3 separate regions of the Homo sapiens genome follow, and regions 2 and 3 are each linked to region 1. Evidence: chromatin loops called from intact Hi-C (ENCODE). Cell type or tissue: PC-3. All regions are shown on one strand.

Evidence for each region. Peaks named below come from ENCODE experiments on the same cell type or tissue, not always from the same donor. Only the 100,000 strongest peaks of a DNase experiment are listed, where the experiment ranks them.
Region 2: it touches region 1 in a loop (4-fold over the local background); 6 of 110 quality-filtered maps call a loop at or near these places.
Region 3: it touches region 1 in a loop (3-fold over the local background); 15 of 110 quality-filtered maps call a loop at or near these places.

What each region holds. Positions count from the first base shown.
Region 1 is chr3:123,729,413-123,737,412 of GRCh38, forward strand. It overlaps MYLK (myosin light chain kinase), which reads right to left. Exons shown (of 34, transcript NM_053025.4): 8 at 7,966-8,000; 9 at 5,986-6,004; 10 at 4,275-4,810; 11 at 3,484-3,690. Among named protein-coding and RNA genes, the nearest start is that of MYLK-AS2, 44 kb to the left of the region's middle. In PC-3, no CTCF peak of the experiment used is centred here; DNase peaks (open chromatin) are centred at 3,219 and 4,899; H3K4me3 peaks cover 490 bases; H3K27ac peaks cover 3,164 bases.
Region 2 is chr3:123,957,100-123,965,099 of GRCh38, forward strand. It overlaps CCDC14 (coiled-coil domain containing 14), which reads right to left and starts at 4,130. Exons shown (of 13, transcript NM_001366335.1): 1 at 4,045-4,130. The coding sequence starts at 4,074. RefSeq lists a silencer at 4,138-4,448. In PC-3, no CTCF peak of the experiment used is centred here; a DNase peak (open chromatin) is centred at 4,272; H3K4me3 peaks cover 2,476 bases; H3K27ac peaks cover 820 bases.
Region 3 is chr3:123,975,624-123,983,623 of GRCh38, forward strand. ROPN1 (rhophilin associated tail protein 1) reads right to left here. Exons shown (of 6, transcript NM_001317774.2): 2 at 4,743-4,870; 3 at 1,241-1,358. The coding sequence starts at 4,858. Among named protein-coding and RNA genes, the nearest start is that of ROPN1, 12 kb to the right of the region's middle. RefSeq lists an enhancer at 4,617-5,116. In PC-3, CTCF peaks have their summits at 4,361 (motif pointing left) and 4,562; DNase peaks (open chromatin) are centred at 748, 1,098 and 4,378; H3K4me3 peaks cover 522 bases; H3K27ac peaks cover 404 bases; H3K27me3 peaks cover 3,318 bases.

The DNA of each region.
Region 1 (8,000 bases):
CTTGTATCCAGAATACATAAAGAACTCTTGCAACTCAACAATAAAAAAGTAAATGATGCAATTAAAACATGGGTAAAGTATTTGAATAGGCATTTCTCTGAAGGAGATATACAAATGTCCAATAAGTATATGAAATGATGCTCAAAATCACTAGTCATCAGAGAAATGCAAATCAAAATTGCAGTCAGGCTGGGTGTGGCAGCTCATGCCTGTAAACCCAGCACTTTAGGAGGCTAAAGTGGGAGGACTGTTTGAGCAAGGAGTTCAAGTCCAGCCTGGGCAACATAGTAAGACCTTTTATCTACAAAAATAAACAAAATTAGCTGGGTATAGTGGCATATGCCTGTGGTCCCAGCTACCCAGGAGGCTGAGGTGGGAAGGATCACTTGAGGCTGGGATGTTGAGGCAGCAATGAGCTATTATCACGCCACTGCACTCCAGCCTGGGCAACAGAGTGAGACCCTGTTTCAAAAAAAAAAAAAAAATCATAGTCAGATGATTGTGAATGGCTATAATGAAAAAATAGAAAACAGGCTGAGTGCAGTGGCTCATGCTTATAATCCCAGTGCTTTGGGAGGTTGAAGTGGGAGGATCACTCAAGTCTAGGGGTTTGAGACCAGCCTGGGCAACATAGTGAGACCTCCATCTCTACAAATAATAAAAAAAATTAGCCGAGTGTGGTGGCAAGCACCTTTAGTCCCACCTACTCAGGAGGCGAGGCAGGAGGATTGCTTGAGCCCAGGAGTTCAAGGTTACAGTGAGCTATTATCATGCCACTGCACTCTAGCCCCATTGGCAAAGCAAGACCTCATTTTTTAAAAAAAGCAAGAAACCAAGCAAGCAAGCAAGAAAATAACAAGTATTGGTGAGAATGTGGAAAAACTGCAACACTTGTACATTGCTAGAAGAATGTAAAATGGTGAAAAACAGTTTGTTAGTTCCTCAGAGGGTTAAATCCAGAATTACCTTATGACCCAACAATATATGTGGTCTAAACATCAAAATTGAAAACAGGTATTGAAAACAACTCATACATAAATGTGCATAGCAACACTTTTCACCATAGCTAAAAAGTAGAAACAACCACATGGACCTTAAGTGATGCGTGGATAAACAAAACACTGTATGCTATACCCATACAATGCAATATGATTCAGCCACATGGATGAATGAAGTACTAACACCTGCTACAACACAGATGAACCCTGAAAACATTAAGCTAAGAGAAAGAAGCCAGACACAAAAGGCCACATATTGAATGATTCCATTTAACATCAAATGTTCAGAAGAGGAAAACCCATAGAGACAAAAAGTATATTAGTGGCTATCAGGGGTTGTGGGGATGGGAGAACAGGGAGTGACAGCTAATGGGTAGGATTTTTTTGGGAGGGGTAGTGAAAATGTTCTGAAATCAGATGATGGTGATGGCCACACAACTCTGTGAATATATTAAAAACCACTGAATTGTGTACTTTAAAAGGGTGCTTTTTATGTTATGTGAATTATATCTCAATAAAGCTGTCACACAAAACACAACAAGATAGGGAATCAACCTGAGATGTATTACCCCATGACGCGAACAGGCTAAAAATAGTCTTCTGTGAGACTTAGATGAATTCACAGCAGAAGAAGCCACAGGAGAATCTAGGCCCTCTGGATACGCCATTAATCTGTGGTGGACCTGACACCATATTTCTGTCCCCTGCGCAGGGATAGAGACCTGGCCTGGATGATGAGGCTTGATCTCCTAGACCTGTGAACTCTGCCTACCAGCACTCCCACCTGCAAATGGCATGGATAATATTTCTTGTAAAGGAATTCACGAGGATAGTAAAAATCCCAGTTAAACAACAGTTAAAATCCCAGTGAATCAACAGTATACAGTGAAAAGTAAGATGCCCCATTCCTTCCTGTGAACCCCTAGTTTCCCCTTCCTAGAGGGACTTTTGTGCTCTTCCAGAAATGATTTGTGCACACACAGGCATCTTTTGCATGTGTGTACACAGATCTTTTCTTCCATTTACACATGAGCCTGTACTTTGCTCCTCTCCCTTCCTAGTGCATCTTGAACATGTTTTAGCATCAGTCTACAGGATGTTGTCTGGCATTCTACTATATGGATACATCACTAACTCTTTTTTTCTTTTGGAAATGTGCATTTTGAAAATTTTCAAACACACACAAAAGTAGACAAAGCAGTGTAGTGAATTCCTATGTACCCATCTCTCAACTTTCATTTATATCAATATTATTTCATTGATATCCCTGCCAGTGCTCCCCAAACATGAATTATTTCTAAGTCAAATATAAAAAGCCATATCATTTCACCAGTAAATAACTCAGGATATATCTCTCAAACAGATGAACTTATAAAAAAAAAAGTAACAAGACCACCATCACATCTTAAAACACCACGAATTCCTTTATATTAAATCTTATCAGTGTCCAAATTCTCTTGATGTTCCCATAAAAACTTTTTAAAGATTATCTCAGTCAGGATTGGCAGAAGATTATCAAAAATTATTGTAATTGTTGATGTTACTATATACCTTCTAATATAAGTTTTCTATAGGTTGTCTTTTTTTTTTTTTTTTTGCTTGCAATTTGTATGTGGAAAAAAAATGGGTGAAAGTTATTTGTTCCACAGTTTCCAGCAGCCTGCAATTTGCAGATTCTACTCTTGTGGTATTTGTTAATGCATTTCTCAAGGGTATGGCATGGGCCTGGGGCTTACATATGCATTTAGAGTAAGGGGGAAATTTTATAGAGATAGACAGGTACAAGAATATTTATCATAGGTATGTTATAATAGTGAAAAATGGAAACAATTTAATTATTCAACAAATAACAGCATACCTAAATTAGATACAGCCATTTCATGCAATATTATATGGCTACTAAAAGTCATGCTTTCCAAGAATTGTATAAAAAGATGTTAATATCACATGAGCAAATTAGGATAGAAAGCAGTATACAAATACCACAATGGTAAGTTTGTATAAAAAACATTAAAATATAATTTATTTCTGAGTCATAAGGTTATATATTGTTTAAATTCCCCACAATGAACATGCATTACTTTTATAAACAGACAGTACAATAAACATAAAAGATGTGGGATCCCACATCATCTCACATTACTCTAAACCTGTATATTTAATGAACACTCAGTTCTCTGTGGTTACAAACGTGAGTCACGGCACTATTCAAACAGCTGAGGGACCTAGGAAAGGTAGCTGTCAGTTGGGCTGGGTGTGGGGCCATGCATGTTTATTTTGAGGTGATTCTGATGTGAACTCCTGATTATGAATCACTGGCCTAGAGCAACACACTTGGCCTTGGCATGTGATTGGGGGTGACATTTCTGTCGGGCTGTGCACCAAGGCAGGGGGCTATAGGAGATGAACCATCTGCAGAAGGTGAAGCACCCCATGAATGGTTGTCCCACAGAGAATGCGGGGTGACCTGGAGAAGTGTACTCACTTTCCACTTGGAGGGTCCAGCTACAGGACAGCTGGCCTTGGGCGTTGGAAGCAGTGCAGCTGTATGTCCCACTGTCCCTGGTCCGGGCTTTCAGCAGGCAGAGGTAATGGGAGCCAGCATCTTCATAAACCTCAATGCTGCCTTCCTGTCTCCTCACGGGGGTGCCTTCCAGGAACCAGGCCACTTCAGGCTTTGGAATCCCGGAAACTACAGGGCCAGGTAAAGAACGTGAGCTCCCTATGCCCTGGAGAGCACCCTGTGATTGTGAGGTAGGTGGGGAAGGTGTGAGCTGGAGGAAAGGGCTCAGTTTGGTGTGGAGCTGCCCTCCCACCTCTGAGTCTGCTTCCTCACCCTCAACCACACTCCACAAGACGAAACCTCTTGAGAGAGTCAGGGGCCTTGAGGAGGATGAATACAGCGTGATGGGCAAGGTCTCCAGGTTGGCCAAAGCCAGGCAAGGGGAAGAAAGGGCGGAGGAGACCATGAGGTTTGCTTTTCGATGTTGGCGATAATGAGGGTGTTTCTTCTAGGGTGGTAAGAACTAGGGCCAGGGCCAGTACTCTATCCAAGAGCAAACAACAGGCTACTGTTAGGGGTCTCTCCAGAATAAAGGGCATTTCTACAATGAGTCACTCCTAAGGGGAAGGCCCTTGTAAGGTGGTTTTCTAGGGGAGCTAGTCCAAGAAGATGAGTGGATATAGGTGATGCAGACTAGCTGGGTGCTGAAGGAAGGGAGTGGCCACCAAGGGGCTACATTTTGGCAATCGGTGACCCTAATTACCTCTACTCACCTTCACATCTGAACTTGACAGTTTGATTTTCCTTGACCTCCTGGCTTTGGGGCTTGCTCTCAAATTTGGGGAATGCTGAATCCCTCTGGCCCTCCATGGGGATTCTCCTGTTAGCAGCCTTGCTCACAACATCTTGGCTCCCCAGGCCAGGCTGCCTGGTGGGGAAGGTGGCTGGACGGGGAGGAGCTGGCCTCTTCCTCTCTTCTCCAGAAGGTGATAGGACCCCCAGGCCTGGTGCTCTTGGTTCCGGCTGAACTCTTGCGGCCTGCAGGGTGATGGAGCTGGAAGTCTTCTGAAGGACCGGGGTCTGCGGGGCCGTTCTGGGCGAGTCCTTGCATGACTCCAGCTTGGACTCCCTTGGGGGCTGAGGCTGGCTGTTTGCAGCCCAGGGTGGGGAGCCACCTCTCTGGGGGCTGGAGCAGTTCTTGCTTTTGGCTGCAGCCTCCAGACTGTCCAGCTTCGACTCCTTTGAGATTACATTGGTCACCTCTTTCCTGACATCTGAATTGGTGGCTTTTGTTTCTCTCACAAATGACCTGTGTGGTGGTGAGGGTGGGGGTAGGGTGGGTGAGGAGAGGGGAGAATAGAATGATCATCTGGTTACTCACAAATATTACTCATCACAAGCACGGATTCCAGGGATCACAAAAGCCCACAAGTTAAGGGCAAGTAAGAGCATCTTTCTCTGCAGTTTGCCCAGTTTCCCAAGCCACAGCACAAGCAGCCATTCCCGACACTTGCCTGTCCCACAACCCTGCCCAGAGCCCTGCTTTCCCTACAGTTCCCTTCTCTACTAGTGCCTCCGTAGTTCAACCTCTGCCACCGGTGTCCCGTGTCCACTCTGCCCTCTCTAATCTATTTTCTATACAGCGACCATAGTCGATCTTTTAAAAACATTAATCAAATTATGTCATTTCAAGCCCAAGGATTTTCCAACAGCTTTTCCACTACTTTAAGAATGAAACTGAGCCCCACAAGAGGGCCCACAGGAATGCCAGCTCCTGATCGTACAGACATTGGCCTGCCATTCACCAGGCTGCGGCCACACTGGCGTCCTTCTGGGTCCCCATGGGCCCATCTCTTGGTTCACAGCTTGTACATGCTATCCCTGCTGTTTGGAGCACACTCCCTGAGCTTTTCTTCACCAGCTAACATTCCTTTGCACAGGTCTGAGCTCAAATACCAAGTTCCCGAAATGGCTTCCCTGCCCCTCTATTCTAATCAGTGCCTTCCTGTTGTCCTTCCTCACAGACGCATCCCAGTTGGTAATGTGCGTTCGTGTGGTTTAAGCCCTCCTCTACGCCCACCCCTGCACATCCAGCATCTAGCGCCGAGCCTCACACACAGGAAAGAGGCTCCTGCTGGGTCTGGGCTGGATGAGTGAACAGATTCCGCCCTGGAATGAGGAAGGCGGCCTTCTCAGAGCAGTGTTCTTCCTCAGGATGCTAACCAGAGAAGAGACTGTGTAGATACTGTGAAAGGTGGCAACACTGAGTTTTCCAGTCTCAATACTGACAGCAACCTGAGATAGAACCCGTGTGTCATATTACAATAGGAGAACAAGACAAAACACCCAAAATAAAACAACATCCTCCAAATGGCCAATTCTTCTGCCCCATAAGATGATTCAGAAATTCAGGGCATTTCTCGGTAACATCCTTGCAGGGCATTTCAAGAGGGAAAACGTAAAAGTCACAAAGCCTAGACATACCTATTGGCACTGTCCAAACCTGGAAAAAGGGGGAAGGGTGGAAAGACTGTTAGTAGAATGCTGTATACACCAAAATTTCCCTCCCCAGGCACTTCCTCATCACCGTGGTCCCACCCTGCTGGCTCCTTCCAGCTTCCCTGGTGCTGAACGTCTTTGGCCTTTGAACTCCCCCCAGCCCTAGAGTACATTGTCAAAGCTTCAGGTTCTGTCCTTTGGGCTTCTTAATAGTGGCTGGTGCTACCATACCCTGAGGGCATGGAATCTGTTTCTGTTCACTAAACAGAAGGAAAAAAAACCAATCCAGGGACAAACAAACATCTACTGAAAATTCCAAACCCAAATGCTGTAACTTACCAGTGTACAGAAAAGCATACTTTTAATGTTATCCAGTTCTTCAAAGAAAAAACATAAAATACATATTTTTCCTGCTATATTCTTTCTCAAATTTTATCATGGTAAACTTAAAAATATACAATAGTAGAAAGAGATAACAAACCCTGAAAGCCATCACCACGATTAAGGAGATACCACATTTTGCCAGTCTTATATATCCATTTTTGTTTTCTTTCGTTTATTTGTTTTTGAGTATTTTAAAACAAATATCAGGCAACATATTTTGTCATGAAGTCCATCAGGAGGGAATAGTATTTAACTGAATGTCAGGGCAGGCACACATTGCTCTGGGTGTCTGGTGGCATCTCCTTATTCAGCAGTGAGCCACCAAGTCAGGTCCTCCGGTCAGGACCAGGATTTCTTGTTTTAGTGATGTCAAGTGAAATAGAGAATACCAGCATGCACTGTACACAGTACGGTCAGGATGGTTTCCTGAAACTTGTTTACCTATGTATACATGTTCTGGGTTGCAATGTACTGTGAAATATATTTCTTTCTGTAGATTGTGAAAAATACCCAGGCCAAAAAAAGTAACAAGAGCAAAGATGAATCGTTTCTAAGAAGAAGGAGATGCAGAACAGAAAAATCAGAAGAAAAGAGAGGGACAAAGAAGGAGGAAGGACTGAAAGCCACTTCCCTTCCTGACCCCCGAGTTCCTGCTCCAGTAAAGTGACATGCAGCCCCTTCCCCATCCCTGCACTCCCTCCTCAGCCCGGACTTGAGGAACCAAAGAACTGTAAGGAGGAGACGTGTTCAACAAGACTTACAAGGAAGAACTGACAGGGCTGACGACTCAAGGAGAAAGAGGCAGGGGTCAAAAGGATGCTGGAAAGTCCAGTCTGGGTGTGAAGGAACATGGGAACCCTGGTAGAGGGGGTCAAGTCGAAGGATCGCCTGACTTGAAAGACAGAGTAAATTATCAGTAAATTCTGGGCAGGTTAAATTTGGGGTGATGGCAAGACGTTAGCAACATTCATTCTTCCAGTTGGCAACCACAGATACAAAAGGGAGTCCGGGTGAGAAGAAAGGACTGAAGACATGGTGGGGGAGACTATGGGAACACAAGGGAAGGTGGCAGCCAAGCACAGGGCATCTTCCCTCGTGGCCAGGTCTGCGCTGCCCTGTTCACCCTTTCTTCTTGTCAAAGACCTGCCCCTTGTGGCCGGGCGTGGTGGCTCACACCTGTAATCCCAGCACTTTGGGAGGCCAAGGCAGGCAGATCACTTGAGGTCAGCCTGGCCAACATGGTAAAACCCTGTCTCTACAAAAAATACAAAAATCAGCCGGGCGTGGTGGTGTGTGCCTGTAGTCCCAGCCACTCAGGAGGCTGAGGCAGGAGAATCGCTTGAACCTGGGTGGCGGAGGTTGCAGTGAGCTGAGGTCATGTCACTGCACTCCAGCATGGGCGACAGAGCAAGACTCTGTCTGAAGAGAAAAAAAAAAAAAAGACCTGCCCCTGGGGAGTGCCTGGGTGTGTGAGTGGGCCAGGTGTATACACACACAGGTGCGCAGTGAACAAGCAGCTCCTCTAGGAGGGTGCGGCACCAGGCAGGGATCGTTCTGCACTAGCCGTCCACTGGTCGATACCTTGGATGGAAAGTTCAGCTGACATCGAGGCCTTC
Region 2 (8,000 bases), 230 kb after region 1:
GTGTCAAAATTTTTCTTCCTTTTTGAGGTCAAATATATTCCATTATATGTATGTACCACATTATTCACTGTTTTAATTAATGTGATATATCCTAAAAATACACAATTATAATTTAATTCATATATTAAATTTCTTTTATGTAAAACGTCAAGCAAACTACACATATATTTGTTCCTTAAGTCTATTTAAGGTGAAAAGGAAATTGAGATACTATTTTAAACCAGAAGTAACTACTACACTAAGTTCAGACTATATTAATCCCAAAATATGTTCTATAGTCCCAAATTCTTTGAAACATGCAAGTTAATTCATGATATAGGACAGAGTTCTTAACTCTGGTTCCTTTTATGTACATTCTTTAGAATGCCTGATTAGACCAGGAAGTGAGAACTCTACCCTGTCTCTTTATCTACATCTCACTGTCTTAATTTTTCTTTTTAAATTCATATACCACTGTTGTTTTCTTAAACTTTTTTGTTTTAAAAGTGACAATAATGGACAACCTTTTGTGTAGAAAAACAGGAAAAAATAAGCATTTGCTTTTACATGCATCCAGTATCTTGGGAGTTATGCCAGAAACAGTTAATCATGGTTGCCTCTGGGGAGGGAAACAGAGTATCTGGGGGACAGAGCGAGAAGGGACACTTTCCATGGTATACTATTTTATATCTTAATAATTTTATATCAGATAAATATAATCTTTATTCAAAATAATTTTAAATAGACATGAGAAAGTCCCTGATTCCCCCCCTAGTTCCACCCTCCAGATGTAGTCACTGTTGGCAGTTTTATTTATAATTTCTCTTCACATATTTAATTTCATCTCCAGATAGCTTTGAGCTGTAACTACCAAACTTTCTAAAGTTATACGGCATTCTATTATATGCTTGAATATGTGCTCCATCCTTCTAAGAATGTCACTGAGAATACATTTTTTAAAAACTGGGTTGGTAAGAGTTATACGTCTTGAGATAACTTGGATTATGATGGAGGGTCATGAAGCCAGCAGTGAGAACCAACAATGTAGGAAATAAGACCTTGTATAACATCACACCACTGGTCTCTGCATCACACTCTCAGGGTCCTTCCCTTTGGTATATTTATGTCGATGTCTTGGCTGGAATCATAATAAAAAATCCAAGCCATGACACTATAATACTATACCCTGGATCGAGTCCAAAAACAACTACCACAATTAAAGTACACTGTCTGAGGTATATGTCTGGCATAACTGTAAGATTACATATGGTGTTTCTCCAAAAAATATACACAAGGCTATATTATAGAAAATCTGGTAAAGAAAACTACCCATGATAAAAGCACCTTGAAACAGTAACTGTCATATTGGAACAATTCCTTTCAATTTTTTTTTGTAGTTTCTACTATGAAATAATAGTACAAAGATGCCCTATATATGCTTCACTCAGATTCTGTGAACCTTGACATTTTCCATATTCTCTCTCAATATATATACACAGCAGTACTTTTTGCCTGAACCATTAGAGTTAAGTTTGCAGATACAATACTCCTTTACTCCTAAATGTTTCCTAAAAACAAGGCCATTCTCTAACATAACCACAGTATAATTATCAAAACCAGGAAATTAACATTGATACAGAATTACAATCTAATATTCAGACCTTATTCACATGTTGCCAATTATCCCAATACTGTTCTTTACAAAAAAAAACCCAAAAAACAAAAATCCCTCTGGTTCACGCCCAATCCATGCTCACATTCTGTTTCTATGAGTTTTAACTATTTAGGTACTTTATGTAAGTAAAATCATGCAGTATTTGTCCTTCTGTGACTAGCTTATTTCACTTAGCATAATGTCTTCAAGTTTTGTCTCTGTTGTTGCATATGACAGCTATTTCTTTCTTTTTAAAGGTTGAATAATAGTCCATTGTATGTATATACCATATTTTCTTTATCTGTTCATCTGCAGATAGAATTTGGGTTGTTCCCACATTTGGCTATTGTGAATAGTGCTGCAATGAACACAAGAGTGCAAATATCTCTTCTATATCCTGATTTCAATTCTTTTGGATAAATTCCCAGAAGTAGAATTGCTGGGTGATATAGTTCTATATTTAATTTGGTGAGGAATCTCCATATTGTTTTCCATAGCAGCTATACCATTTTACATTCCCACTGACAGTGTACAAGGGTTCCAATTCTTCCACATCCTTGCCAACACTTGTTTTCATTTTTTTAATGTCATCCTAACAGGGGTTAGGTGATAGCTCATTGTGGTTTTAATTTGCATTTCCTGGATTAGTGATGTTGAGCATCTTTTCATATACCTGCTGGCCATCTGTACATTTTCTTTGGAGAAATGTCTATTCAAATCCTTTTTTCGTTTTTTAACCAGGTTATGTGTTGTTCTGCTTTTGAGTTATAGAAATTCCTTATATGTATTTTGGATATTATTTATCAGATACATGGCTTGGAAATATTTTCTCCCATTCTGTAGATTGCCTTTTCACTCCATTAATCATTTCCTGTGCTGTGCAGAAGCTTTTTAGTTTGATGTGTCCATGCTCTTCTTATATTACCCCTGCTCAGCCCTGGAGTTGGTCATTTCTCCAAGAAGCCATGACTCCTTAGTGGACAGTGGTACGTGGAAACCAAGATCTAGGTACTAGATGTGTTCTTTGCTATTGGGGCCTCCAATCTTTTTTCATATGCATTTTTTACTTAGTCATAATACCTAGATATTTGCAATTTTAAATCCTGTGTTTTCTACTTTTAAATCTTTTTCATATTCATAAATTTTTAATGGTTGTATAATATTTCCTTCAGTGGAAGTAATATAATAATGGTCTTGGTTTGCTTCATATTTTTCACAATTAAAAAAACAAACCTGGAATAAGCCTTTCTATCTACTGAAAACAGCCTTTTTATATTTAGGATTAAAAAGAAAATTATTTGGTGAAAGGTTATTAGCAATTTAATAACCCTTGATACAAACTGCAAAGCTGCTCTCCAAAAGGAGTGTCCTAATCACAATACAGGAGAATCAGTTTGCTTTATTTTACACTTACTTCTACGAGGTTATTATCATTAAACTTTTAATTTTGCTATTTGAGAATCATATAAGCATTTCTTAGTAGTCATATCTCCTACCAACAAGTACAAGATAATACTGCCTTTGTAGAATGACTTACAGTGTGCTAAGGTCTTTCATTTTCACTTAATCCATACCCTGTGAGTTATTATTTGTGAGGTGGGAACCTAAATTTCAGAAAAGTGGTTTGTTCAAAGTCATACATCTACTAGGTAAAATGTTTAAAAGAAGAATGGACTCTGGCATCAGTTTTGTGAGTCTGAATCTTGTTTCCACAGCTGTGTAACTGCCAAGTTATTTGAATCCTCCAGCCCTCGATTTCCTCATATATAAAATAGGGATAATAGTACTTACCTCATAAGGATATCGTGACTATTAAATGAGTTATTCTATGTAATACATAAAAGCACTTACAGTAGCATCTGCCACATAAGTCCTATCTAAATGTTGGCTGCTGTTATCATTAAGATGGTGGCAAACTACGTGTTTTAAAGGGAACTAAATTTTGTTGTATGTCTACAACAACTGTGTGATCGATGTTTTTACCGGGTTCTCTTATTTAACCTTCTCAATTCTTTGAGACAGGATTTTATGCTTATTTCTGCCTATTTTGCAGCTAAGGAATAGGAAGTTCTGAGCAGTAAAAAGTAGTAGACTCTCAATCTGCAGGTGACTGAAGCTAGGAGAGGTTAAGTCACTCGACGCAGCGGCGAAGGCTGGGACTCGAACCCGGGCCTGACCCCAAAGCCGGCGCTCTAGACTAGGGCTACGACGATTTAAACAGAAACATCTAGAGACCGAGCGGCCGTGTTACGACGGGAAGATTAGGTGTTCCCTGCACCTCTGTCCCAGCACTTTAATGTCGCCGCATTGTCTTTGTCTTTTTTCGAGCAGAGTTTTACAAGTTCCTGGCCCGAAAACCCCCCTGTCCCTCTCCATCCCCACAGCGGACTCCTCAGGTCCTCAGCCCTCACCTGGCCCGGTCGAGCTCCAGACCTGACCATCTCTCGCCGCCTCAGAGAAGCCCAGACCGAGGGAAGTGAAGCCTCACGGTAAAAAGAATTAACCGCCGTGGGCTCCCGGACCTTCTTGGCCCGCCCGCCGAGCTTCCGCTTCCGGAAAGGATCCCGCCGAATGCCGCGCTTCATAGTCTCCGACGCGCCTCCACTCCCTTTCTCCTGCTCCAGGCCCAGCGCCTTGGGCGTACGCAATAGACCCCTCCAAGCTTCCCGGCTTGTCACCCACCGGCAGGGGTTGGGAGAAGCCAATAAACGGCGAACGGGGCGGGGCCAAGGCATGGCTGGGGCGGGGCCGGGGCGGAGCCGCCGAGAAAAGAGTTAAGCGGAGGTTCCAGGACTTGCGGTGGGGAAAACGGGGACGAGGACCCGCCAGCGCCAGAGGATGGGACAGGGGTAGGAGGCGAATAGGTTTCAGAAGGAATTGAGCGCGACTTTTTGGGTTTTCGCTCTTTATTTTTAGTTTGGCATCGTGTGCCTTTTGGAAGATTTTGTTCTTGATATTCTATAAAAATAAGACCTCGGGGTTGTTACCTTTGCGTGTGATGGAAATTGCAGAATTATTCCCTGTGGCCACTGATCTCAGAACGGTGTTCATTAGTTGGGATTTTGGGTTTACTTCCATGCGTACTTGTCTCCTCTTATGTTGAGGTAATTACTTTTGATGAAAAATGACACAACATTCTTAGTATTGGCATGTGCACTCATTTTAATGAGGATTTTAGTCATTGGTTTTTAAGGCATTGAGTTTTGGGTTAATGATTTAAATCAAGTTGAAGAGAGATAACTCAGTTTATTCCATTTCAACTGTCACCCAGGCAGGAGTGCAGTGGCGCAATCTCAGCTCACTGCAACCTCTGCCTCCTGGGTTCCAGCGATTCTCCTGCCTCAGCCTCCTGAAGAGCTGGGATTACAGGTGCGTGCCACCACACGCGGCTAATTTTTGTATTTTTAGTAGAGACAGGGTTTCACCCTGTTGGCCAGGCTGGTCTCACACTCCTGACCTCAGGTGATCCGCCCGCCTTGGCCTCCAAAGTGCTGGAATTACAGTGGTGAGCCACCATGCCCGGCCTCATTTCTTTTTAATGGAGAAAAGAGCTACGCTTTAAAAGTCTGTTACAATTAATGTCAAAGCCCAGGAACTAAAATATGTCCACCAAAATATCACACACTTATCCTGAGTGATTTTAGGAAATGAGTATTTCACAGATTTAGTTTTGAATTAGATCAAACTGTGAAAACCTCTCCTTTCCTTCCCCAGCCCTCACATAACTTCATAACTTGCTGACATATTCACCTGAAATTAAGGGGTTTTTTTTAGTTAAGTTGATATTTTTTGAATTCATATTGATTTTTCTTAATACATGTTTATTTTAGAAAATATAGATAAGCAAAAAGGAAAAGACCACCCATAACCCCATTACCCATGAGTTATCACTTTGAACAGCTTGGTGCATTCCCTTCAAGATTTTTTCCACCTACATATATATGTATAAATGTATTACGACAATATGAAATAATAGGTATTACTGTAACATGCGTGTTTTCTCTTAATATCTAATCAACATTGTTTCTCATTAGTCTACAATTATAAAATGGCTGCCTGGTGTTCCATGATTCACTTCCCTAGTGTTGGGAATGTTATGCCCCCACCCCGTTTCATTTTGTTGTTTGCTATTATAAATAATGTTGCAGTGAGCTGAGATCTGCAAATGAACTAGATAGAGAGTGGAGAGCAGAGTATTCTAAAGATGTGGAGACAGCATGATGTTGAGAAAGAGAAACCCAGAGAGTTCCTTGCTGCTGAAGTATAGACAGTGGGGATGGAAATATATGTAGGGCCAGACTATGCAGTCCTCATAGACTACATGATTTGGCTTATTATCCTAAGGCCATTGGGAATACATAAAAGTTCAAGCAGGGGACACAGTGAACTGACTGGGGTTTTACAAAGATCAATGGCTGTAGTGTAGAGCAGGAATCTGAAATCTACAGTCCCTGGCAAAATTCAGTCTGCCATTCTTGGATGTAGCCTGAGAACAGTTTTTACATTTTCAGGTAGTTTTTTTTAAGTCAAAAGAATTATATTGTGTGATGTGAAAAGTTACCTGAAAATCATCTCAGTGTTACAAAGTTTTATTGGAACACAGTCACGCTAATGTGTTTACACATTATCTGTGCTACAACTGCCAAAGTTGAGTATTTGTGATAGAGACCGTCTAGCCGGCCAAGCCTAAGATATTTACTATCTGGGCCTTTACAGAAGAAGTTTGCTGATCACTAGCATAGAGGGTGCTTGGGGGAAAGGCAAGTATGGGTGTGAGCAAGTTCTCTCCTCCTGCATCCATTCTCTGTCCTCCCCTTGGACTGACATCAGTCAGACATGCCCTCCAGCTTCAGGTTCTGTTTAGTCAATAGAAGAGGGAGAGAATGGGATATTCCTGCTCTCTCAGCACCGTTTGGCTGATGCACTGGCCCTCTGCATCATCAGGGGAGCCCCTGGAGCTCCAGTCCTCTCACACTCTAATAAAACATGTCCTTCCCTTTGTCTTTTCAGTCTTAGGGGTGATAATGGTTTGCTAGTCCCTGGGTGCCTCAACTCCCTTGTTGTTTTCCTTGTCCATTATGTAAACCTTTTTCTGTTTGTTTTGTTTTGTTTTTTGAGACAGAGTCTCGCTCTTTCGCCCAGGCCGGACTGCAGTGGTGCTGTGTAGGCTCACTGCAAGCTCCGCCTCCTGGGTTCACGCCATTCTCCTGCCTCAGCCTCCCGAGTAGCTGGGACTACAGGCGCCTGCCACCACGCCCGGCTAATTTTTTGTATTTTTAATAGAGGCGGGGTTTCACCATGTTAGCCAAGATGGTCTCCATCTCCTGACCTCGTGATCCGCCCGCCTCAGCCTCCCAAAGTGCTGGGATTACAGGTGTGAGCCACCGCGCCCGGCCGTAAACCTTTTAATTGTCCTCAAAAATCTAGATTGTCTTCTGTTCCCTGTGAGGACCAGACTGATAGGAAGTCCAGATGAAATATGTTGGTAGCTGGGAGGGGATGAGGGGACCTAAGGGAGGTGGTGGTGAGGGAAGGTGAAGAGGACATATTTGAGAGATGCATAGGAGGTAAAATGGAGAGCACTTGGTGATAAGAGTTGGAAAGTCAGGCAAGGGGAAGGTATTTGTTGACCCTGGTTTCTGGGTTTTGTATCTTGGCAGGTGGTGGGAGAGATCCACATTTAGGAAGGAAGCTTGTGAATTCATTTCTCTCCAACATTTTATTATGAAAAAAATGCAAACCAGGAAAGTCATTTTTGGATTTATTAAATTAGGGAGTACTTTGGAGTCATCCAAGAAAAGATGTCAAGTTAGCTACTGGATAGTTGAGTCTGGAGCGTGGCAAAGACCTGTGGGCTGCAGATACACCTTTCCGAGTTGCCTGTGGCTTCCGAACTTGTTCTCAAATTACTTCCTCAAGAAAGCCTCTCTATCCTGCCCCTGCAAACTAACTGTGTGCCTCATGCTACTATGTAGTAGCATCGTTTCTCACAATTATAAACTTGTGTTTAGTTATGTAATATCTGTCTTCCTAAGTAGAATTTAATCTCTATGAAAGCAGGGACCTCACCTTGTTCAAAGCAGTATCCCCAGTGCCTAGCACAATCCCTTGCACTTGTAGGAATTTCTTAATTATTTGTTGAATAAACCAATGAATCAGCCATTGTTTGGACTGCTTTGGTGCACTGGGGCTGACAGCTACTTGAATGTCCAAGGCTCAGGATTGTCCAGGACTAGCCCTTTGAGCTTGGTCCGGAGGTTTAGTGCCTCTAGTATCATGGATACACAACTCTGCTTGTCTATCCAGTCTTTCATAATTCAGCACATTGGACCAATGACTTTGCCAATTGGCTCACCTCTGAAGTGTG
Region 3 (8,000 bases), 250 kb after region 1:
GGTCCACATCTCCCAGCACATGGCAAGGGGCGGGAGGGGGTGTTAGGAAGGTAAAGATGGCTCTGTGTGGCAGTTATCTTTGCAAATCCTAGTGAAGAGCATGCTGAAATATAATTTATTAATTCTCAAACTTTAGGTGTCAGAATTATGCAAAAGATATACATTTATATTACATTTTAATTTCTGGTGATGCTTTTATCTGCTATTGTATTCCTAAATTGTTTTATTCCTTATATGACAGATAGAAGAGCCTGAAAACAAAACCAAGGGGTAGAGGGCTTACCTGAGACCACTAATGAATGGTAAAATTAGAACAAGACATAGGTCTGTTTCTTCCCGATTGCACTGAGTTCTTAGCTCTAGACCTCAAGTGCATCCCTCATGCTTTCCCAGGAATGATATGGGGTATGTGGCTGACCTGTGGGGATTTGGTCTGGATGCCTAATGTTGCTTGATCCCAGGTATTTTAGAGCTCTGTCATGTTCACTGCACAAGGTACTTGGTGGATAAAAGGAGGGAAGGTGACTGGTTGTTGGCCACCAATGCAACAAGAGCACAGATGCCCGATGAAGTGCTCCAACACCTTTCCTGACTGTCTGATTCTAGTGAAATGCTAAGCCTCTGGGACCAAGGTGGTTAGCCAAGCCAGTCCTAAATCACCCCAAACCGCTCTGTCCTGGACCATAAAGCAGGGTTTGGTGGTGCTCAACCATATGTCCTGGGAATTTGCCAAACCACAAACTTTCTCAAGCTGCACCTTCCTCATGCATTCATTCACCAGGCAGCTCCCAGGATGATGTGGCTATGAAGAGGCTCACAGCCTCTCCCTAAAAGCTAAAAGCAATGTCTGGACCTTGGATAGCTGGGGAGCTAAAATATGCCCTTCCCCAAACTGTGATTTTCATCATATTACAGTCTTGATCAGTAAGGAGACACTGTCCAGTGACTGAGGACTTGCACTTTTCTGGAGAGACGAGATTAGCATTGCATTGAGCCCCTGTACATTCTGCCAGCTTCAAGGAAATCTGGGATGACCCCACCAATGACTCAGCCTACAGCCTATTTCAAAATTATTCCCATTTGCCAAGGAAAGATTTACTTTCAGTCCACGGTTTAGTGTATTTTAGGGTGGTGCTAAGTGGTCAGCTGACTGTCAGGAGAACAGAGGGCTTTTTGTCTGTACCCACCCAGCCTCAACACTGTCCCTACATTCTCCTCAATGCTGCAGCAGGGCCCTTACCTGAGAATGCAGGATCTTTAACAGCTCAGGTGTTAGCTCTGCCCGGTTACACAAAGCGACTCGCTCAGACCGCTCTCTCACCGGAGGCGTCTCTCCACGGGACAGGGCCTCAAAATAACTACAAGAAAAAAAGTCAGAGAGTAGGAGGATCCTATACACCAGTGGCCTCTGGCTGTTCTAGCAATCCTTCCACCTTCTTCTGAGGGAAGGAGGTAGAGAAAGGAACCTTTGTTAAGTGGCTTCTATGTGTCATTGTGTTTAGTTCACTTACATATGGGAAAAGTCTGAATGTGTTACTCTCCACTTAGGGCATAGAGAATGCTTAGAGAATACAAAGCTTTGTTCTTCTCTAAGGATGAGGAAGAACCAAGAAAAGTTTGGGTATGCAATTCCCTGGAGCATATTGGGTTCAGGTTTCTTTTTCAGTCATCTCTGAGTGTTTTATACACGCAGATGTATATTACATATGTATATATAATATTGGGAAGAGAAGTTGGAAGAGAACTAAAAAGTAATGTACGTAAGAAAGGGGAAGGCAGCACAGGAATGGTGGCTAGGGCCTGTAATCTGGTGACTCCAGGCTGGAGGACCACTTAAGCCCAGGAGTTTGAGGCTGCAGTGAACTATAATTGTGCCACTACACTCCAGACTGGGTGACAGAGTGAGACCCCCATCTCTGAAGAAACAAAAAAGGAGGGAAGGGGAAGAGATGGAAGTGTCCTGGGGTGAATCAGGAAGGGTTTCTGGCTGGAGGTAGTGAGGCTTGGGGCTTCAAGAGGGAAGGGAGAGAGCATTGGCAGGGCAGCCTGCAAGGCTCAGGAGAGAAGAGAAGCCGAAGAAGGTTTGAGACAATCTTAAGCTATATGGTGCCTCTGAAATGAAACTGTTTCTCCATCTTCCCTCAAAATTTTCAGTGAAATCTGCCTGCTCCTCAATGTTTTGTGGAGTGGACTTCGTTTGGGGGCATTGTGGAACAAGTACTGAGTTCTGTTTCAGGACTGGCATAAGATGAAAAGAGGCTGCCTGCAGCAGGGAATGGACATGAGCCGCTGACATGTGGGTCACCAATGCAGCATGGCAGGGTCTGTCTCCATCAAAAGCCTGGTTATTGACGATCCATGAACCACAAATTTCTGTCCCGCCCTGCTTTTTTCCCTCCATTACTTCCTCCAGATCCAGGTAGTATGAAAATAATATAGAGGGAATTTTGTAAAAGTCCATTTCAGGGTCAAGCCATACAATGATGGGCTAACCATTGCCTGTCTCTGAGCCACGTAGCAAGGCAGAGCGAAAGCTACATGGACTAAAGCAGTAATTGCCAGTCACCCCTTGGAGGTCATCAGCAGGAAGGGCACCTTTAACAATGTGCATGAGAAATCTCTGCACACAGATCAGTGTTGGGGTGGGCGGGGTGTGGGTGCAATATGACAATAGGAGCAGGGTGTGGCCTCAGGCTTTATAAACCAGACTTGGGTGGTATAAATGGGAGGGACAGAGACACACAGCACCTCATTCCACAGAAGTGCTGCCCAGGTAGAGTAACACTCATCACCAACATCTCTGGACTTCTTGTGGAATTGGTTAGACAACATGGAAGCAAAGCTGTAATCATGGATTTCGTTCTTTGGGTTATTGAGCTTCATTTGCAAGTGATCAGGTCCATGGTTATACACATATATTGCAAATTTGTGTTGTAACACATGCCTACCAGAGGACAAATAAGTATATGTCCTGCCGATGCCTGGTAAGAGGTTTCTTCATTGACAACACATATGTAGGGAAATTCTTACTTGCAATGGATTAAAAACGTATTTTGTCTTGGAAACACTTTGCAGAGTTTTATTCTCTAAAATGCTACAGGTTTTAAGTAAGTCACATACAACCATCTGAGCAGTGCTTTTCATGTCTGGATAGAATGGAGGGGGCTCTTAGGTCATGCCCTCCTTTTTCATTGTGGTTAAACTACAAACTAAGTTTTCATGGATGTCTAAAAAAATTATAGCACGTGATACAATACGAGAGCAAGCAGTCTACAATAGTGGAATGCCTCTTCCATAAATGTCAGGGACAATACTAAGCAATGTCAGTTTGCTTACTATAAAACGGCAGCACAAGAACAATCAAATGGGTTTGAAACTAACGTATAAGATAAAGTCTGTCTATCTGACTATGCCAAAATAAATTAGTCTTCTGAAGCTAAAGTTCAATCTTAGAGGCAATATATAAAATTTAAAATGGAGAACTAAACAGGGCTCATTACTAGGCAAAGCAACCCCCATTTATGTTTCTTTTTATGAGCACCACTGGCTTATTTTCCTTCCAATTGTAAAAGCTACATCCTAATCCAGTCCAGGAGCACAGCACTGGCCCAGAGACTCCGAAAGGCCCCTCTTAGATGCCATTTTGTGTCTTCTCAAAGGTGTCCACACTCTCCCCACCATCTGCCCAGGACACCCACTCACAACCTCAGCCTGAGGACATCTTCCCTTCCCCAACTCACTGGCTTTCTCTCAACGGCCTCTCTCACTCTCACTTTCCCACTGAAACCCTCCTAAGCAGGGAATCATCAAACAGTAAAAATAGCCTGAAAATGGTCCGTGAGGTCTAGTTATCTTCCAACTCCTGTCTCAAGTCCTGGTTCCCCAGTTTCAAGCAGGCAAGTTTGTCCAAGGAGCAATTTCATAGCTGAGAGGCTTTCTGTGCAAAGCTACTTCAATCCAGGCCCGCAGCGATTGTTGTGTAAGCTCCATCTACTGAGCAGCCTCTGGAGGTCTCTCCTGAAAGAAGGCACCCGTGTTTGAGGCACACTGTTTTCAGCCATGCCTGAGGACCCCATCACTCTGCTTGGCCTTTCCCCAGAATGCAGTGTGTACTGTGCGGACATCTTTATGTTGGCAGAACAAAATCAGTTCAGAGAAACACTAAAGAAAATAACAATAATTTCCTCCAAGACAAGATATAAAGGGTCTTTGGTTGGGTCCAAGTATGAGTTTTAACAGCAGGGGAGGAAGTGTCTCCTTAAAGGAGTGAACTAGCAGGACTGGTCCCACCCCATCCACCCAGGGCTGTCGCTTCCCTCCCCCGGCTGCACTGCTGCCATCTAGTGGTGAGACAGGAGAACGAAGAAAGGCAGATTAAGCTTCGGAGATTCCCAGCCCTTCTTTCCACCGGGAGTGGGAAAAGGCGTGCAGGGAGGAGGTGGGTGTGCATACGCTGGTGTGACGCGGTCATCTAACTTGCTGCTTGCCCCAGGACACGGCCTATTGACCTGGCGTCCTACTGCTCAATCTGGCTCCCTTAGGGGAGGCATCCCATCCTTGCCCAGCTAGATGTAGCATTTATGTGTGGATTTTAAAGCATCAAAGCAATGCAAGAGCTAAAACAAAGACGATGCCAGTTAGTCCGGACTTCCTAGCTGCAGCCATGACAACCTCCGCGGTTTTACAGGACCCTCTGTCTCCGGCCGTCCTCCAAGGGGTGAAGGCGAGAAAGGAGCACGTACTCGGCTGCCCACTGGATGAGGTCCTGCGGCTGCACCCTAATGGCGGCTTTGGCAAACTCCTTCAGCATCTTCGGCAGCTCCGGCGGGATGCATGTTGGCTTATCTGTCTGAGCCATTGATTGGTTGGCCTATTCTCAGGAGAAAAAAATACGTTAAGATGAAAACTTCGATTCATACGATGAGAGCAATCCTGGACAGGAGGTCACCCAGCCTCTGTTTGACACTCAATTTTGGGGACTCTGCAAGACAAATGCATTCTATTATTACACAACGCCAAGGTTAGAAAACCATCTGCTAACCCCTACTTTTTGTTGGAAATAGTTATGTCCTTTACATAAAAATTACACAGCCCTTGTTCATTTAAAAAGTGGAGGTCAGCAAAAAATTCCCTAATGATATCGCCCCAAAATAATGATATCACCCCCCAAAATCCAGAATTTTTCAGTATATATATGTTTGTAAAATAAAAAAATAAGATTATACAAAACAGCTTATTTACTCAAAAGTATATCATGAACATCTTTCCATGTCGTCCAGCACTTATTAGTTGGGTAAGAATTGTAGCAAAATTTACTCTGAACCCTCTGTGAATTGACATTAGGCCATTTCCACATAAAAATAGTCATTAAACAGCCATTTGGTGAGCGTCTCTCTTTACAGCTGCATGTTCTTTTCCACTCTAATTGTCAGGTGGAAAATTCGTACATTTTCTCTCAAAAAGTTCCAGGACAAATTGAAACAAAATATGAAAATCCATAAAGTGTATACAATTCCCTCCACAAATAAACAACAGATCAAAAGATTTTTTTCTGCTTTTAGTAGAGAAAGGGACAGACTAGATATGCTAAAAAGCTGTCCCTCTTCAAAACACCTAGAGGCCAGACAAATCTCAGTACAAGCCTTTCACATTGCCTTGCTGGGCTTGCAGTGAAGTGAGAGAAATCTTCCAGTGGCCAATGAGGTGAGTAAAGGGGAACCCGCAGTGCTGGGCAAATGAAGAAACTAGGGCTCACCTGGGCACATGTAGATGGCAGGAACTTGCAGCTTTGAGATAAATTGCTAGGCAGGGTGGATAGAGACCAAGGATTAGGCTCACAAAAGGCAAATGTCTGGACTAAAGGACTCCCCTTCTGACCTAAACTTGAGACCCGCCCAGGGACTACACCCTCAGCGTGAAAAGGTGTGGCTGAAAATATCCGCCTACAGGCAGGGGTAAGCAACAAAGAAACCTGTCTCCATTGCTGCTTCTAGTCAGGAGAGAAACAGTCCCCCAGGAGTTGGTAGCCACAGACTAGTTCTAAGTTTTCAATTTATGCCAACACCAGCATGGCTGGGAAATCCCAAGACAAGAAACTAAAGTGGTCTTAGGTTGGTGGGACTTCATGACCTTTTACTTTATTTATGTTCTTTTATTTGGAGGAAAAAGAGGATAAAATAATGATTAATTTTAGACTTTGCAAAGTGTTAGAAAAGTTATAACAGTAATGTAACCACTAAATCTGTAGAGAGGAAAAAAGGAATTTTTTAAAAACACAAACAAGCAAACAAACAAAACCCTTCATCAGTCAAAAAGAAGGCAAGAAAGGAGGGGTAAAAACAGGAAAAGTAGACAAATAACATGGTAGAAAATAATGCATACATATCAGTAATCACAATAAAAATAAATGGGCTTAAATGTGCCAGTTAAAATACAGGTATAGGTACACCTGAAAAAATGAAGACACAGAAAGACTCAAGGTGAAAAGAGTATAAATAAGCAAAGAATAACCAATAAAAGTTAAGGTAGACATACTCATGCCAGACAAAAGATACTTTAAGGCAAAATGCACTATTAGGAAAAAAGAGTGACGAAAGCTTCAATTGTTTTTGATAAAATGATAAAAAGCTTCAATTGTTAAGACAATAACAACAATTCTCAATGAGTATGCCACAGACATCACCATGGAGGAGTCTCACCATGCTAGGTGGAAAAGCAATATATTGTTTCTGGTGACATATATATGTTATAATATTATAATAAAGAGTAAGGAATGATAAATACAAATTCAGAATGGTGGTTACCCCTGGTGGAGGAGGGAGAGGATGGAGAGGGATGTTATTAGGGAAATACAACAAGGGTCTCAGTACTATTAGTAATGCTCTATGTTTTAAGCTGGATGGTTGCTGTCTAGATGCTTGTTTCATTATTTTTATACTTCTACTTACATCATGTATTTAATTTTGTCAGTATGAAATATTTCATCATTTAAAAAGTTACTCTTATAAGTTGTTTCTGATGACTTTTCAACCCATTTTATCTATCAAAGAGCAGTGCCTTATTTGCTCATGTTGTCTGCACATATATATATTCTTTTACTGTGTTAAAAATACATACAATTTACCATTTTAAATGTACAGTTCAGTGTCATTAAGTACATTCACATTGTTGTGCCACAATCACCACCAGCCATCTCCAGAACTTTTTCATCTTCACTAGCTGAAACTCTGTACCCATTAAGTACTAACTCCCTATTCTCCTTCCCCACAGCTCCTGGCAACCACCATTCTTCTATCTTCATGAATTTGACTATCATATAAAATCATATGGCATATAATATTTGTCCCTTTGTGTGTGGTTTATTTCGCTTAGCACAATGTCTTCAGGTTCATTCATGTGGTAGCATGTGTCAGAATTTCCTTTTTTTTGGATCCATAGTCAGATGTGTTACCCATTGCACCACTGGCCCCAAGCTGAGAATTTCCTTGTTCTTAAGGCTGAATACTATTTTGCTAGATGTACCACAATTTTATCCATTCATAGGTCAATGGACAGTCGGATCATTTCCACATTTTAGCTATTGTGAATAATGCTGCTATGAACATAGGTATACAAATATGTGTTCAAGTCCTTGCTTTAAATTGTGTTGGGTATATATACCCAGAAGTGGAATGGATGGATCATATGGTAATTGTATTTTAATTTTTTGAGGAACTGCCACACTGTTTTCCACAGCGGCTGCACCATTTTCTGTGTCCATGTATTTTGACAGGATCTTTTGGTTGTGCAATTGTTTAATTTCTCTCCTGGAGTCTCAGATAATCTCGTGTAAACGAAAAGATGCCCCAATCCTAATTAAGGAAGCTTCCATGACAACAGTAACAATGTTAACCCTTAGTCAGTATAGAGCAAACTTAAGTAAAGCCTTTACTTCATCCCATTGCTGTTTCTAACAATTGGTCTGCAAGCTCTTTTCATTTTGGGGCAAGGAATCTCTTGTA